2 separate regions of the Mus musculus genome follow, and region 2 is linked to region 1. Evidence: chromatin loops called from intact Hi-C (ENCODE). Cell type or tissue: heart. All regions are shown on one strand.

The links. A loop is a pair of places that touch in the nucleus more often than their neighbours do. Peaks named below come from ENCODE experiments on the same cell type or tissue, not always from the same donor. Only the 100,000 strongest peaks of a DNase experiment are listed, where the experiment ranks them.
Region 2: a loop joins it to region 1, with 9 times the contacts of the local background. A loop is called at or near these places in 35 of 42 quality-filtered maps.

Annotation. Positions count from the first base shown.
Region 1 is chr14:27,092,402-27,100,401 of GRCm38, reverse strand. It overlaps Il17rd (interleukin 17 receptor D), which reads right to left. Exons shown (of 13, transcript NM_134437.3): 8 at 6,940-7,005; 9 at 6,170-6,224; 10 at 5,516-5,626; 11 at 4,315-4,499; 12 at 1-919. Among named protein-coding and RNA genes, the nearest start is that of Il17rd, 57 kb to the right of the region's middle. In heart, a CTCF peak has its summit at 3,406 (motif pointing right); a DNase peak (open chromatin) is centred at 3,421; H3K27ac peaks cover 541 bases.
Region 2 is chr14:27,027,905-27,035,904 of GRCm38, reverse strand. No RefSeq gene overlaps it. Among named protein-coding and RNA genes, the nearest start is that of Il17rd, 7.1 kb to the left of the region's middle. In heart, CTCF peaks have their summits at 4,583 (motif pointing left) and 5,932 (motif pointing right); no DNase peak of the experiment used is centred here; H3K4me3 peaks cover 329 bases; H3K27ac peaks cover 433 bases.

The sequences.
Region 1 (8,000 bases):
TCTCGGTCAGAGAAGATGTTTCTATCTGATCCGGAGAGAGTCCCTCCATCAGAGGCAGAGAGAGCTCTGATGAGGGTACAGAAGAATCATATATGCCTGAGTCCCGTGGCATCTCTGAGGGACTGCCAGCTTTCACTGCGTGTAACAGGGGCTGCAAGGCAGGGGCACTATCACAGGAGGGCTGGGCCTCAGTGTCTTGGTCCAGGCCTACATGCTGACTCTCCAGGTATGAATAAGAGTCGGCTGGCCCAGCGGCCCCAAGTACACAAGCCTCGACTTTCCGACAGAAGTCACTCTCTGGCCCTGGTTTGCTTATGACATCATTTAAAACCAAGCCTGAGTCAAATTTCTCCAGGACTGGCTCCTGGTAACGCACAGGGGGATGTTGGAAGGGTATAAACTGCTTCTCAAACCAGTCAGGCTCCTCATCAATAAACTGGTGCATGTTGCAAATGGCAACATACAGGGAGCGGCCCGATTTGCTCCGGAAGTAGTTCCTTCTGCTGCTGTGGCCTGGGTGCTGACCCAGCACCTCCTGCTCTCCTGAGTGCAGATGGGCACAGAGCTCAGGAAGGTGGTCCATGAGCTTGTACTTGGTGCTCAGGTCCAGGCTGCAGGGTACATCCCCTTCACAGGAATAATCGAAGTAGACGGCGATGAACTTGCGCAGTGCGGCAGATGAGCTCTGCTTGGCCTGACGGAGCTTCTCAGCAATGGCTGCCACGGCCACCAGGAAGAACTCGCCTTGCGCCTCGCCGCGGCTGCCTCCTTTGTGTCTGAAGTTCTTCTTATCTACAAAGTACTTCATGCCTTTGGAGCACACGACAATGATGAACTGGGACTCGTGGATCTTCTGAATGGCCCATTCTCTCTGCCCCTCTCTGCAGAGGCTGAAATCTTCCCACAAGTCCAGAGCCACCTGGAAAGAGCACAGGTCACTTCAGTATTCATTTACGCCAGCACTCTATGGTCAACAACTGCATCCACACACCAGACTTCCTGAAATTGCTTGTCACCCATGGCATCATTTTGATAACACAGGGGGCCATTAGCACTGTGGCCCTACAAGTGAGGAGACAGAAGCCAGGATTTTCAGCAGCTTGTCTAAGACACCTTGAAGATGTCTGATGGTATGATGGGAAGGAACTGTGATTGGTCCATGTGATAAGTGAGACTGCCGGATACAAGGAGCAGAAAGATCCTGGATACAAGTCTAAGTGGCTGAGGAGAGAAAGTGGATCGTGACCCCATAGTGCACTGGGATATGGAGCTTAGGCCTGGCCAGAGCCATCTACAGTGACGGGTGACTCACATGCAGAACGTGACTGAGAAAGAGGACCTCTTTGGCTGTGTTCAGAGACCCAGGGTTAGCCCGCTGTTCTGCTGCTATAGTATAGCTTTCCTGGTTAACCCTGTCTGGGCTGCACCTCTCTCTTGGTTCCATGAGATCTACAATGTCATAACTCTACAAGGCCTGTGAACCAAGGGGTTTGGGGATAAGAGGGTTGGAAAGAATAGTGGGATCCCTGATACAGCAAAGAAATCCAAGTATGTCTGATGCCCTCAAAGGATTTTTACCCTTTCAAACTGCTTTCATCTGATACTGTAAGTAGTAACTGTACGAGTACTGCTTCTCCTGCAGGATACTGTAAGTAGCATTCCGTGGCAGCTGTATTGGTACCATTTCTCCTGTAGTTAAAAAAATAACCCCTAAGAGCTAAACACAGATTATACAGCGGAGAGCTACTCTGGAAGGATTAAATTCTTCTTTTCTAAAAAAGTACCCAAGAGAAGAAAGCTCCAATGCTTATCTATCTGCTGAAAAGAATACTGACTCGGGGCTGGTGAGATGGCTCATGGGTTAAGAGAGCCAACTGCTCTTCCAAAGGTCCTGAGTTCAAATCCCAGCAACCACATGATGGCTCACAACCATCTGTAATGAAATCTGATGCCATCTTCTGGAGTGTCTGAAGACAGCTACAGTGTACTTACATATAATAAATAAATAAATAAATATTTTCTTTAAAAAAAAAAAAGGAATACTGACTGACTCATCTCATACTTTAATGCATCCTAACATTATTGTTGGGGATTGGTTCTAATGCTTTGATTTAATGGGAAATCTATGTGTCCAAATGCTAAAGGTCCTTGTCTCCAATTGTTTTTTAATAGATCAATAAAGATGCCAGCGGCCAATGGCTGGGTAAAGGGAAATGGAGTGGGACCCTCAGATTTGTGTGGGCTAGGGTGAGGGCGAGGGAGAAAGAGGAGAATCGCCAGGATTCAGAGGGAGATGGATCAGACTTAGAGCTGCAGAAGGAAAATCATCTGGAATGTAGGTGAGAAGGAATGCGGCCCACAGAAGGGCTGCCCAGAAGCACCCTGGGCAGCAAATACTAGGGGGCCACCCAGAAAGAAAAGGGCAGCAAAAATAGATCATAGATTTAAAGGACATTGACTCAGGAGTACTGGAGGGAAATCTATGATAATCAGGCAGAGGACTAGAACTGCCTAGCCTTTGAGCTAGCAAAGTTAACTAGTGTGTGTGTGTGTATGTGTGTGTGTGTGTGTGTGTGTGTATCTTTCATTCTTGGATCAAAGAGTTCCTGGAAGCATGCGACCCACCGGGGGGCACAGAGCAGTGTAGGTAAAAACTCCACACTATCCATTCATTATGTACATTCAAGCTAACTGGTAGCTTAAAATATGTGGCCCCTAGGATTCTATACCACACAAAAATAGTGTGTCTACTAATCTTTTGACCTGTGTAGTTTGTTAAATCATATGTGGAATGTTTTACAAATCTGTAAAAACAAAACAAAACAAACAAACAAAAAAATCCCCTGTACTAGCTGATTTCATCTTAATAAATAAAACATAAGCACTTTTAAGAATATTCCAATCTGGGCTGGTGAGATGGCTCAGTGGGTAAGAGCACCCGACTGCTCTTCCGAAGGTTCAGAGTTCAAATCCCAGCAACCACATGGTAGCTCACAACCATCTGTAACAAAATCTGACTCCCTCTTCTGGATTGTCTGAAGACAGCTACAGTGTACTTACATATAATAAATAAATGAATCTTTAAAAAAAAAAGAATATTCCAATCTTTGACTGAGCAATTCCATTGTGAGGCGTTTATCCTTGAGAAATCATCAGAAATGATAAACAGAGACGCTTTACAAGCTGGGCTAACGCAGCTACAGCAAGTCACTATTATAGATGATGTAGCTATTTAAAGCAAAAACTATGTGCAGTCTAAAAGAACAGGGCAGGGATCTACCACCTCTGCCTGTGCTGTCCGGACAGCTGCAGTCTGCAGGGGTTTGCAGCAGCCATTCAGCTGCTGAACTCAACGCTTTCCCAGCAGGAGGCAATCCCACCAGCCTTTAAATACAGCTTATTAACACCAGAGGGCAGTCTCACCCAAGGAATGGGCCAAATGGACTAAAAAACATCACATGATAACTTGCAATTGTGGCAAACAGGGCATGCCTTCACAACAGCTTAAGAGCCCGCTGTAAAGACTAAGTGTCATTGTTTATGGAAAAGCTACATAATAGCTAACTCAAGAAGACCTAAGAAAGCTGGGCACAGGGGCCCACTCCTTTAATCCCAGCACTTAGGAGGCAGAGGCAGTGGATCTCTATGAGGCCAGCCTGGTCTACAAATTGAATTCTAGGATATCCAGAGCTACAGAGTAAGGAAAAAAAGAAGGAGGAGGAGGAAGAAGAAGAGTAGGAAGAGAGGAAGGAGGAGGAAGAGGAGGAAAGGGGGAAGCTGAGAAAGCAGCGTAGACATCCAAACATTCTGTAAACTCTGGCGCTCTCTCCTACTTCCTGGTTCTCTCTAGCTAAGGCCTTCTCACTGGTTTCTATGACTTCCTACCAATCGACCTCAGACCTCTGTTACACACTCCTCCCAGTGCCCAAGATCTCTTCCAGGGGCAGTCCTAGCCTCTATTCCCAATCCCAGCCAACCTCCCTCAGGGAACTGCCTAGACTCCTAAAAGCTGTCTTCATTGTGTCCTCTCCCTGACGTCCCACTGAGACAGTCTCACACTCTGGTCACGTGTTCCATGACAGGGCACTCACAGAACATCCTATCGCGTGGGAGGCGCTCAAAGCTTTCAAGTATAAGTGTGTCATGCGAAGCCTTTGCTGCTGGTAAGAGACAAGACAAATTCAAGACAGACTCTGGTTTGGAAAGTAAGATTCTAGGTAAGTAGGTTCCCAGGACAGCAATGGAGAGATGACACGGAAGAGAAAGACGGCGTACACATCCTGCCCAGGGTAAGAGAACAAACAGATTCCGTACCTCACAGCCACAGAAATCTTGCAGGAAATAGGCGAAACACTGGACCACGTTCATGTGATTCTGGCCATCTTTATTGGAGTAGCAGAGGAAGACCTTGGGCTGAGGCCGGAGCCTGTCTCTGGGGAGAGCCGCAGCGTATGTGGACGACTCCGGGCTTTCTTCATCTAAATGTGAATATATATTTTCTAAATTGGGAAAGAACATAAGGTTGACACCTATAAACAAAGCTTTGTCTTTTCCGTATGACCCAGGGCTCAGTGTCTCACGGCTGAAATCCTAGCACTTGGGACAGGGGACACAGAAAGGTCAGAAGGTCACGGTCATCAGCAACTACTTGGCAAGATGGAGGCCAGCCTGAGCTACGTGAGATCCAAGTCTCAAAAGTAAATTTACCAAAAGGAGCAGCTGACATCTCCACCTGGGAGTCTCGGGTCTGTGACTCCAGCCTCAAGCTGCATGCACGGTTTCTGTAGTACTGTACCAGAAAGTGAAAACACTGTATTAACCTGAAACTGCCCCTGGACATGCCAAGAAACAAACGCAGCATCCGCCCCTATGGCCGCCAGTGAAGTGAAGGGCCCAGAGCTGGCTCTGGCAGCCAGATAAGCTGAGGGAGGGAGAAAAACTTTTTAAAGTATAATTTACAAAGGTAAAGAAAACCAAACCAACAACAAAAATGGCTTTTCACCTATTTATCTATCTATCTATTTATTATTTCTGGACAAAGGGTCTCACTGTATTACTCAGACTAGCCTCCAGTTCCTGAATTGGATCCTCCTGCCTCAGCCTCCCACCAACTGGGATAGCAAGCTCAGCCGAAAGCACACAAATCTTAAGTTAACATCTTCATTACTTTTATCCTTGGAGTCATCTGGGTAACTCCATCCAGATCTACAGTTTTCTAGGTGAAAGACAGAACTTCTCAATGATGGCCACTCGCCAAACGACTGTTCTCATTTTTCAGACTCCCTGAGTTTGAAAACTGGATTATACCTGGACATTGCCAGGTCCTAGAGATTAACAGCCAAACATTTAAATTCTGGGAACTTCAGTAGGCAAGGAACTAGCAAGGAGGTGTGAGGGGGTCCCAGGCCCCTCCTGAGGAAAGCAGGACTCCCCAGGCCCTGTCTTTGTCGGTACCCACCCTTGGCCTGCTGCAAACTAGAGGATGGAGAACAGTGGGCACAGCATAGACAGATACCTTGTTGCTTCTTTCTGCACATCACAGTGAACAGGGTTGCGAACGCAGATATGACAACCAGAGGCACAGTGATGGCCACAGCTCTGATGGGTCCAGCCCAGGGAGACTGCACTGGGAGATTTCAAAGAGAAAGTCTTTTAACTCAAGCAGCAGAATAGGTTCAGAAAAGGGGGGGAAGCCCCCCTCATTTTTTTAAAACAAAAGCTGACTAACAGGTCCCAGGGTCCCCAACTACCTTACTCTATCTCTGCTGCCTAGATTATAAAAGGATTCAACAATTCCTTTGTAAAGTGTTGTCGAAAATAATCTAATAGCTCTGAATATGCTAATCGCTCTGAATATGCTAACCACTCCAAATATGCTAATAGCTCCAAATATGCTAATAGCTCCAAATATGCTACAAACCCTGTGAAGGAAAGGCCCCTCCCCCTACTTGTCTTGTAAGGATAATTGCCTAGTATCCGTGGCAGATGCAATGCCAGCTTTGACCTTCCAGGCATCAACAACATAAAAGGAAGCGTCCTTGATGAACAATTGTTTAAGGGAGAAGAGGTGAGCGACTGGTGTTTTGTAAACCATGAATTAAGGAGCACAGAAAATTCTACAAGCCTGCTCTCAAGAATGTGCCATCAAATCCAAGCCAAAGAGCTTTACCTGACTTCACCACATACTGAGCAGCTTTCCTGGTGGTGTTGCTGTCATCCACCAGCTATAAAACAGAGAGAGCTGTGTTACTGTTTGGTAAGTGCTAGCACATCTCTACATTGTATCTGTCTATACATTTTATCTAAGAGGGAAGTAAAACAATACATTTTATCTACTACTGGTGATTTCATTTATCTTTCCCTCCCCAGGCAGCTGGTGTGGGATCCAGTAAGGGAGGATAATGGTGATAGCTTAACAATGTAAATCAACTTTTTTTTAAAAAAAAAAGAAGGGGGGAGGGGTCGGGGCTGGAGAGATAGCTCATCAGTTAGGAACACTGGCTGTTCTTCCAGAGGTCCTGAGTTCAATTCCCAGCAACCACATGGTGGCTCACAACCATCTGTAATGGGATCTGATATGCTCTTCTGGTGTGTCTGAAGACAGCTATGCATAGTCACATACATAAATAAATTCTTTTAAAAAACAATGGGGCTGAGGAGATGGCTTCGTGGATTATTGTGGAAGCTTGAAGACCTGAGTTCAAATTCCCAGGGTCTGAATAAAAGCAAAGACCATAGTGTAAACATCTGTAATCCCAGGAGGTAGAGGCAAGACATGTTAGCCTTTCAAACTTATCCTTAGTTCTATAGAAGTTTGGATTTGAGACTAGCCTGGACTACACTGGACTCAGTCTTGAAACCAATAAACAAAACACTCAGAACTCCATGTGAGCTGCTTTCTGTGGAAGTAACAAGAGGGCAGTCTATAGTTGCACATACCTCAATGATATAGTCCCCTGGAGAAACGTTTTGGAGGAGGCAGCTGGTTGTCTCTGTATTCTGGTCCTACAAAAAGCAAAGAGCAACTCAAATGCCCACGTAGTAGAAGAGGTGGCGGCCTCTTCATCCCAAAGCTGAAGGAGACCTGCCACTGGTTTAAGCTCACTTCCGGATGTGATGGGATCAGAGGACAGCAGTGTTCACCTGTCACACGTTCCTTGGCCTTCACTGAATAAAAAGGCTCAGGACTCTTGCCATAGCTTGTGCCTAGTTGGGAGTGCCTCATCTTTGTCACTTGAAAATAAATTAACTAGAATACCCTTTGCTGAATAGAACGGTGAGAGGAGGGGTGCAGAGGGCTCAGTGATTAAGAGTTGGGAAGCAAACTTTTTGTCTATCTATCCATCCATCCACCCACCCACCCACCCACCTACCTAAGAAAGAGCAGGGCCTGTCATGGTGGCACACACCTTTAATCCTACCACTCAGGAAGCAGAGGTAAGCCTGAGTTCAAGGACAGCCTGACTTCATCATGGGTCCTGTACTGCCTTGTGAGTCTCAAGCCAATCAAGGCTACCTAGTAGTGAGACACCCATCTTACAAGAAATACATGTGGAACTTTCATGTAGAACTTTGGCAGACCATAGTTACACAATAAAAATCAATGCAAATCCGTTTCAAGCAAGGAGAGAAGAGCTGGGGCTCGTCTGCACTCATCTGTCATATCTAACTTGAGCAGATGCTCCCAGAAGTGCAGCGGTAAAGCTGCAGGACCACAGAAGAACTAGGCTACGACTGGACCCAGCACACACAGGACAGGTAGAGAGTGCACAGCGTCAAGCATCCACAAAGCCTTTCCCATTGTTCTGGCCATACTCTGTTCATGATGCTCATTTTCAGGTTTCTATTTAACCCTGGTCTTTTGTTTATTAAAAAATGCATGCATGCATCCATCCATCCATCACATACATACAAACAAAATTAAAAATCCAGGGCCATTGATTTGCTAGTGACTTGGCTAGAGGTTTTTTTTCTCCTTCCTAGTTACGTGACCTCCCCGA
Region 2 (8,000 bases), 64 kb after region 1:
GAGGAGAAAGCCAAACCCTCACCTCCTGAGCCTGCAAGTATAGCAGAGAGTATAGACACCCAGTAGCACCAGACTTTAAACTCTCAAAGCCAGTGACAAAAGCCCTCAACAAGGCCACGCCTCCTAAGCCCACCAAAACAAGGACTGGAGACCAAATATTCAAATGCTCGAGACTATGGGGACATCCTCCCTGGAAGACGGCATGCTATTTTGTATGAATGGACTCAGGGCAGATTTTAAAACGCATGATTGCTTTTTTTCTGGAATTTTCTGCCTAGCATATTTACAGATGGTTGTTAGCTGCAGTGTGTGCACTGGGATCTGAACCTGAGTCCTCTGGAAGAAGAACCAGTGCTCTTAGCCTCTGAGATTCCCCTAAGCACCCCTAAGATTAGTTGTTTTTAAGTTATGTGTGTGTGTGTGTGTGTATCGAGGTGGAGAATGTATGTGCCCGTGAATTCAGGTGCCAGTGGAGGTCAGAGGTTTCAGACTTCCCTGGAACTGGGGTTACAGGCCACTGTGAGCTGCCTGTTGCAGGGGCTAAGAATGGTGGTGATGGTGGAGAGTCAAAATAGGGTTTCTCTGTGTAGTCCTGGCTGCCCTGGAACTCACGCTGTAGACCAGGCTGGCCTCCAACTCAGAAATCAGCCTGCCTCTGCCTCCCAAGTGCTGGGATTAAAGGTGTGCACCACCACTGCCCAGCGCAGTATAAAGTCTTAACCAGAAAACCTCCAGCTGCTGTGGTTTTAATTTTTTTATTAATTCATTTAGGATCTGTGTATCCCAGACTGGAACTTGTTATAATATAACCTAGGCTGACCTGGAATTCAATATCCTCCAGCCTCTACCTCTAGGTGCCAGGTGTCCAGCTCTACCCCCAGAGGGCCTCTGTATTCCCAAGTTAAAAAAAAAAAGAGAGAGAGAAATGCTTCCCACCAGGCAGTGGAGCACAGACTGGTAGCTGTGCTCTGACAGTTCTCTTCCTACCCAAGGCTGTGGCCCAGGAAATTCTACATTTCTACCTATAAGCTACATTTTGCTTCATGTGGAGGAGAAAGTAACAGCTTGCAAAAACAGAGCGAGGCAGTGAGCCTAGTTCATATACAAGATAACTCAGGTGCACATCTGATGCGCTAGGGAACAGCTTTGAGAAACCTGAGGAAGTGCCTGCTGCAGGCTGCTTCCTTTCCTCACCAAGCAGCCTGGAGGCCTCAGGTGGGACAGTGGAGCTGCATCCCCCACATCTTGATGGACAGGTGGAGACCTCTGTGGTGTAGTGGAGGCAGGGGTACATACAAGTGCTCACCCCTTCTTTCCTTGCAGGGTTCCACTGGCCTTCGGGGCACATAAATAGATACACTTAAAGTGGAAATCTATAATAAATTCTTCCACCCCTGCTGGCTGCCATTATGTAATGTCTCACAAGGTTTCCCAGGGACCCTCCAGGCAGTCTCATTTACTGCCTCCATTGAGCTTCCAACTTTGTTCACTACTTCCAAACTGCTCTCCATAAAATCTAGCCGTCTGTGTACAGGCCACTCTCCTAGTCTGTACCTGCAAAATTATGCGTGTGTCGTCGTGAGGCCAGTGATGAGAGCAGTATGCAGGGCCAGAGACCGACCGGATTTCTCTTTCTAAAAAGGTAGCAATACTTCAAGTTCATTTCAAATAAAATCCTTCACAAAACAATTTTAAGCTCATAGAAGTAGTACAGAAATCGTTCACAGAGTACCAAAAATAATTTTCATTCAAATTCTCCAAAGATTTACCCCTATGTAACCAGAGTACAATTGTTGAAGCCAGAACCTTAATGCAATATATGACATAGTTATCCACAGATTTTAGAGCGTCATCATTGTTCCGGCTGTTTCAGTAAAAAAGAAAGTAAAAAAAATCTAGAGTAAGCAGAGCAGTGGTGGTGATCCCAATACGTGGAGGCAGAACCAGGCAGGTCTCTGTGAGCTTGAGGCTAGCCTGGTTTACAGAGCAAGTTCCAGGACTGCCAGGGCTACACAGAGAAACACTGTCTAGAAAACAAACCAAAAGCTGGACGTGGTGGTGCACGCCTTTAATCTCAGCACTCGGGAGCCAGAGGCAGGAGGATTTCTGAGTTCAAGGCCAGCCTGGTCTACAGAGTGAGTTCCAGGACAGCCAAGGCTACACAGAGAAACCCTGTCTCAAAAAACCAAAACAAAAAACAAAAAACAACAAAAAAAAATCACCACCACCAACAGAGAAAGATCAAGTTTAATGAGGAAAGACACCAGACATTGATCTTTGGTTTACAAAAGAGCATCTGCACACACAAGCACATATGCACACACCAGACATTACCTATCTATCTATCTATCTATCTATCTATCTATCTATCTATCTATCTATCTATCTATCTATCTGCCTATCTATCTGTTTATCTATGAAAACATAAAAAGTATAGTATTGAATGAATTCCAGTATACTTCATACCCAGTTTTCCCTATAAGATCCCCACCTCCAGTGCTGGGTATGAAGCTCCGGGCTGCCTGGTAGAGATAAGCTACGAAACCTCTAAGAATGAACCCCGTGTTTCATCCTGGCCTCTATTGTTGATATTGCTATGACATATTTGCTCTGTTGTTTTGTTTATTTGTTGTGTTTGGTTTTTCAGTGCCGAAAAGATGGAACCCAGGGCCTCAAACATTAGGCTAGATATGTATTCTACCGAACCCCATAGGTCCTAGAATTGATGAATTCATGTGCTTTCAAACACCTGCCCCCCTCGTGTGTGTGTGTGTGTGTGTGTGTGTGTGTGTGTAGATCAGAGGCAAACCCTCTGGAGTCAGTTCTTCCATCCATCACGAATGTCCATCACAAAGGATGGAGGGCACATTTACTCACTAAACTGTCTCCCCCGTGCCAGCTTTCCAAGTTTTTAAGTGAGGCTACTTTCTGTTTCACAATCAAGACTCCACAGTACATTTAGTTATCTGACTTTATTAGGCTGCTCCTTGTTGTGACTGTTTCTCAGACTTTCTGTTTGGCGACCTTAAGGGTTTTTTGAAGAGTGCACATTAGATGTTTTGAGGACTAGCCTCAAAGCGCATTGTCTAAAGTGGGCTGAAGGTTTCCAACCGGGGACCAGAGCATTGAAATGCACGCCCAGTCCAGAATACCACCTTGTGTTCAATCACCATCTCTTCAGACTTCTCCGATTTATCCATGTCTTTCAGTCTTTGTATTTTCCCTGCCTAGCTCTTGAATAAACCATTTCTCCAAGAATCTATGACTCCTGTATTGAGTCTCACACTTATACACTATGTTCTAGCTGTATGCCTTGCTACTAGAAATCTCACCACTCCTAGGCCTTCTCAGGGTATATTACAGGATATATATTTATGTCTGTTAATGTATGCATATATGTATTTATTTACATGTACATAATTTATCTACTTCTCTTTGCATGTATATATGTACCTCGAGTTCCTTAAATAATCTGAATTCTAATCTAATACCACAGGTTCATTGTAGCCTTTCATTCTATCTCATCATTTTTTTCTTGCCATAAGGAGATATTTGTCTTTTATAATTCACAACACAGTCTACCAGCACCATAACATATCTGGGGGTTTACAGAGCAATGTATTAAGCCAAATCAGACATCCTCAAATCATTGCATCTAATTAGGAAGTCATTTCCCAGGAAGGCAAGCTCAATGGGGAGTGCCCAGGGAATTCCCTGGTGTTATGACATATCTCCATGAGGCAGATGACCTAACTGAAACTTGGAGAGGTTTACTGCAAATGCACTATAATGTTTCAAAGACTGTGCCATAGATACAGTGTGTCTTTGGAATTAGGGATTGTTACTGGTGCCGGTTTCCCTCGAATCACTCTGCCAATCAGTAAGTGGAAGCAGTTTCTCCCCATCACACCTATTAACTCTCTGAAATCATTTTTGCTTTTCTTTCCTTCTCTCTTTCTTTCTTTCTTTCAAGATTTATTTATTTTATATGTGTGAGTACACTGTCACTGTTGCTGTCTTCAGACACACCAGAAGAGGGCATCAGATCCTATAAGAGACGGTTATGAGCCACCATGTGGTTGCTGGGAATTGAACTCAGGACCTGTGGAAGAGCAGTCAGTGCTGAGCCATCTCTCCAGCCCCGTTTTTGCTTTACTTTCCAGTAAATTTGAAATCTGCTGGCCTAGAGATCTTAATCTCAAAGGGAGTCTAGTGATGACTCCATTGGATTGAAAGGTCAGGCTGTCACAAGGCCATTTTGCCACTGAAAGGCATTTCTTTCTTGGCTGGAGTGACTGATCCCTAATTCAAAGGGGAATTTAGTGTTTCTCACAGCAGGGGCAAAGATCATGATCTCTGGAATTAGGGACTCTTGGGTACAGCACTCAATATTTCCATGACCGCTGAAAATGTTAATAGAAACTTAGCAACCAAAAATGGCAGAGCCAAGGCTGGATACACGGCTTAGCCATTAAGAGCACTGATTGTTCTTCCAGAGGATCAGGTTTAACCGCCAACATCTACAAGGTAGCTCACAACTGTCTCTAACTCCAGTTCCAGGGGATCCAGTGCCCTCTTCTGGCAGGTTTGGGAACTGCAGGTATGTGGTACACAGCCGTACATATAGACAAAACACCTATAGCTTAACATTATGTATGTATGTATGTATGTATGTATGTATGTGACCAAGCCCACTCAGTCAGTCAACAGGTTTTCCAGCTCAGGAGTGAGGATTAAAAAGAAGAAAGATAGTTAGACAACATTGTAGCATGACCCCAGTCAACTCTGAGACTGAAGGCAAATTTAATTTTCCCAATCCATGTTTTATACCTTTTTAATTACATGCACGTATTCAGGGCAAGTAGTACAAAGAGGGCTCAAGCAAGACAATAGTCAAGGAACAAGCAAGCCAATAAACACAAAGCCCCATGATCACTCCGGTGATCACTGTTTCTAAGGATGATCAAGATATCTGAGCCTACTTCTTTGTTCTACTCTAAAACCAGATTCTTACTGCCTTGTCCTTGGCCAATGTCAGGTCCCTGTCTGGACTTACTTCTTTGTCATGGCCTAATGTCAGATTCCTGCCAAGCGGTACCCCAAAAGGTTCTCCATATGTATGTATGTGTGTATGTGTGTATGTTTGTGTGTGTGTGTGTGTGTGTGTGTGTGTATGTATGTGTATTGAAAAGCAGGACTACTGGGTATTCAGAGTTTGGGGAATTGAGGTTTGAGTCTGTTCATCAATTAAAGAGTTCCAACCAGGTTCCAACCATGGGGACACATCTTTTAATCCTAGCACTTGGGAGGCAGAGGCAGGCAGATTTCTGAGTTTGGGGCCAGCCTGGTCTACAGAGTGAGTTCCAGAACAGCCAGGGCTACACAGAGAAACCCTGTCTCGAAAAACAAAACAAAACAAAAATTTAGTCCTTTGTGGGTAGGGTTGGGGGAGGGGTTGAAACAGGGTCTTAATGTAGCTCACACTGGCCTTGAACTCACTACGTAGCTGCCTTGAACTCCTGATGCTTCCTTTATCTCTGAGATGCTGGGATTCCAGATTTGCATCTCCGTGCCTGGCTTTAGTTTAGATTTTAAATAACCGGTGGGACAGTGACTAATTAATATAGCTAGCAATACATACAATTGCTGTTGGGACTGCTTGTTTGTTTTGGAAAGAGCTTCTCGCAAAAGATGAGGGCATCTTCATTCCTGCAATGGCTGTGTCCTATTAGGTGGAGTCATAGACCTTCGGACGTGTGAGAGGAACACACGGAAGGCGAGTACTCTAAGGGAAGTGCTTATACTAGTTATCAGTTTGTTGCCTCTTAGGTTCAAAATTCACCCATCATTAACCGTTAGGCAAAACTGAATGAAGCTGGTCTCCCGTTTTCCTTTGTCAGCTAGCGTTATACTGTACTTGTCAGTAGAGGGCGATAAAGAGACGCCACACGAAGAAAAGCACGCTCTTGCTGAAGCGTTCCTGCAATCTAGCGGGTCCTTCAAGGCCTCTTCTCCAGCGAGTTCTCCATCACCACTGGGTGGCTTTTCCAGCTCCTGAAGTGGAGGCTGGTTCTATAATATCCAGCTCTGCTACGTATGCAGCATTCCCCATACCAGATTTTACAAAAGCTGCCTCTTGCAATGCACAGCAGCCAGAAGTGCCAGTAGCCAGAGCCTCTCTCGTTCTCAGTGGCTCTCAAGATAGCACAGTGTCAAAGCAAGTTCTCTGTCACCCAGGGAAGCATGGCTGCCCTCCCCAGATCCAGGTTTCTGCTCTGGCAGAGGGGATCTACTTTGGGTTGTTTTTCTCAGCCCTAAGCAGTAGCTGTTGCTTTTCTTGTTTTCTTTTGAGAGGAAGAGGGCTTTAAGACTCAAAATCTTCCTGCTTTATTTTCCTAACTGCAGGGCTTACAGTTGTATCCTGCAACCTTCCTTTTTGTTTGTTAGTTAGTTAGCTAGTTAGTTAGTTTGTTTGATTTTTTCAAGACAGGGTTTCTCTGTGTAGCCCTGGCTGTCCTGGAACTCACTCTGTAGACCAGGTTGGTCTCCAACTCAGAAATTCTCCTGCCTCTGCCTCCCAAGTGCTGGGATTAAAGGCGTACACCGCCACTGCCGGACTACAACCTTCTTTAAAAATATATTCTAATCTTTTTTTCTGAGAATTTCAATTATATACCCTTAAGGGTTCCCTCTATTTATTACTTACCAGTTCCTCCTTTTTCTTATTTCTTATTTTAGTCATTAGTTCCTTGTATTATTTTTTTCCTGTTTAAATCATGTGGCTTCTGTCTACTAATTGGACCCAGACTAGTCTGTACCTGAGATAATTCCAGAATTGCTCAGTGGCTCCCCAGTGAGAGCTCTGGGGAGAAATAAACCTGAGTTAGGAAGGTGTAAGAAAGACTTCAGTACCCTGGAGCCCCCATTCGCTTTGAGATCGTGCATACAGCACACTCCACCTCCCTTGTTGTAACACACGCAGCAGCCTAGTTCCTTCTCCCTGTGTGCACATACCCCTCTCCAAACAACTCACTTAGCATCTTCAGAAGCCCCTTAAAATCTCACCTATGTCAGAGATACACTTCCTCCCATCTCTGAACAGTGTATGAGTTCCCCCGTCACTTACAACGATCAAAGTAAGGCAGCTTCTATTCAAGCATATCCCTAATATCCAAATATAAAGAATGTAAGGGCTAAGCCGGCCTGACCTGATTTTGAGTGCTTAGGCAGTGAGCAAAACTGCGCTCTGTAGTAGAGAGAATCCCCCATTTCCCACCCTAACACACATAATTGGGCATGCATATGATTACAATTAAAGGTATTATGGGAAGGGCTGAACACATAACCCAGACTATCAACTGAAATAGAGAAGCCTAGAAACCATCCCTCATTCTCTTGAGCCACCTAAAAAGAAGGCTGGAACAATAACACAGCCCTGGATACTCCTGCTCACGGGGCTCCACGTCTGTCTTGATTGTATATCTTTCCTTGACCTATATTATCTCTTTGCTCCAAATAAAATTATCTTGCCTTTTTTTGCAAATCTATGTGAGCCCTCACTTCTAGTTCTTTAGCTAAGAGGCCAAAAGCCTGGAAACACCCAACCCAGACGCTACCACTGGTGACAAATTTAGCTACACTACCACAACAGTCCTGCTCCATCTTTGGCGATGTTTTAGCTTCCCATGAGCATATGCTAAAGACATGCTTTATCACTGAGCCACACCTACCCTCAAGCCTCTTTTAAGAGAATGTTATCCGTGCTGGGTGGTGGTGGCAAACGCCTTTAATCCCAACACTTGTGAGGCAGAGGCAGAAGGATTTCTGAGTTCGAGGCCAGCCAGGGCTACACGAGAAACCCTGTTTCAAAAAGAGAGAGAGAGAGAGAGAGAGAGAGAGAGAGAGAAGGTTATTCCACTCATGAGGGCTCACCCTCAGGAACTAATGTTCCCAAAGGCCCACCCACTCTTGTCACTGTTTCCTTGTCAATTAGGGGTTTG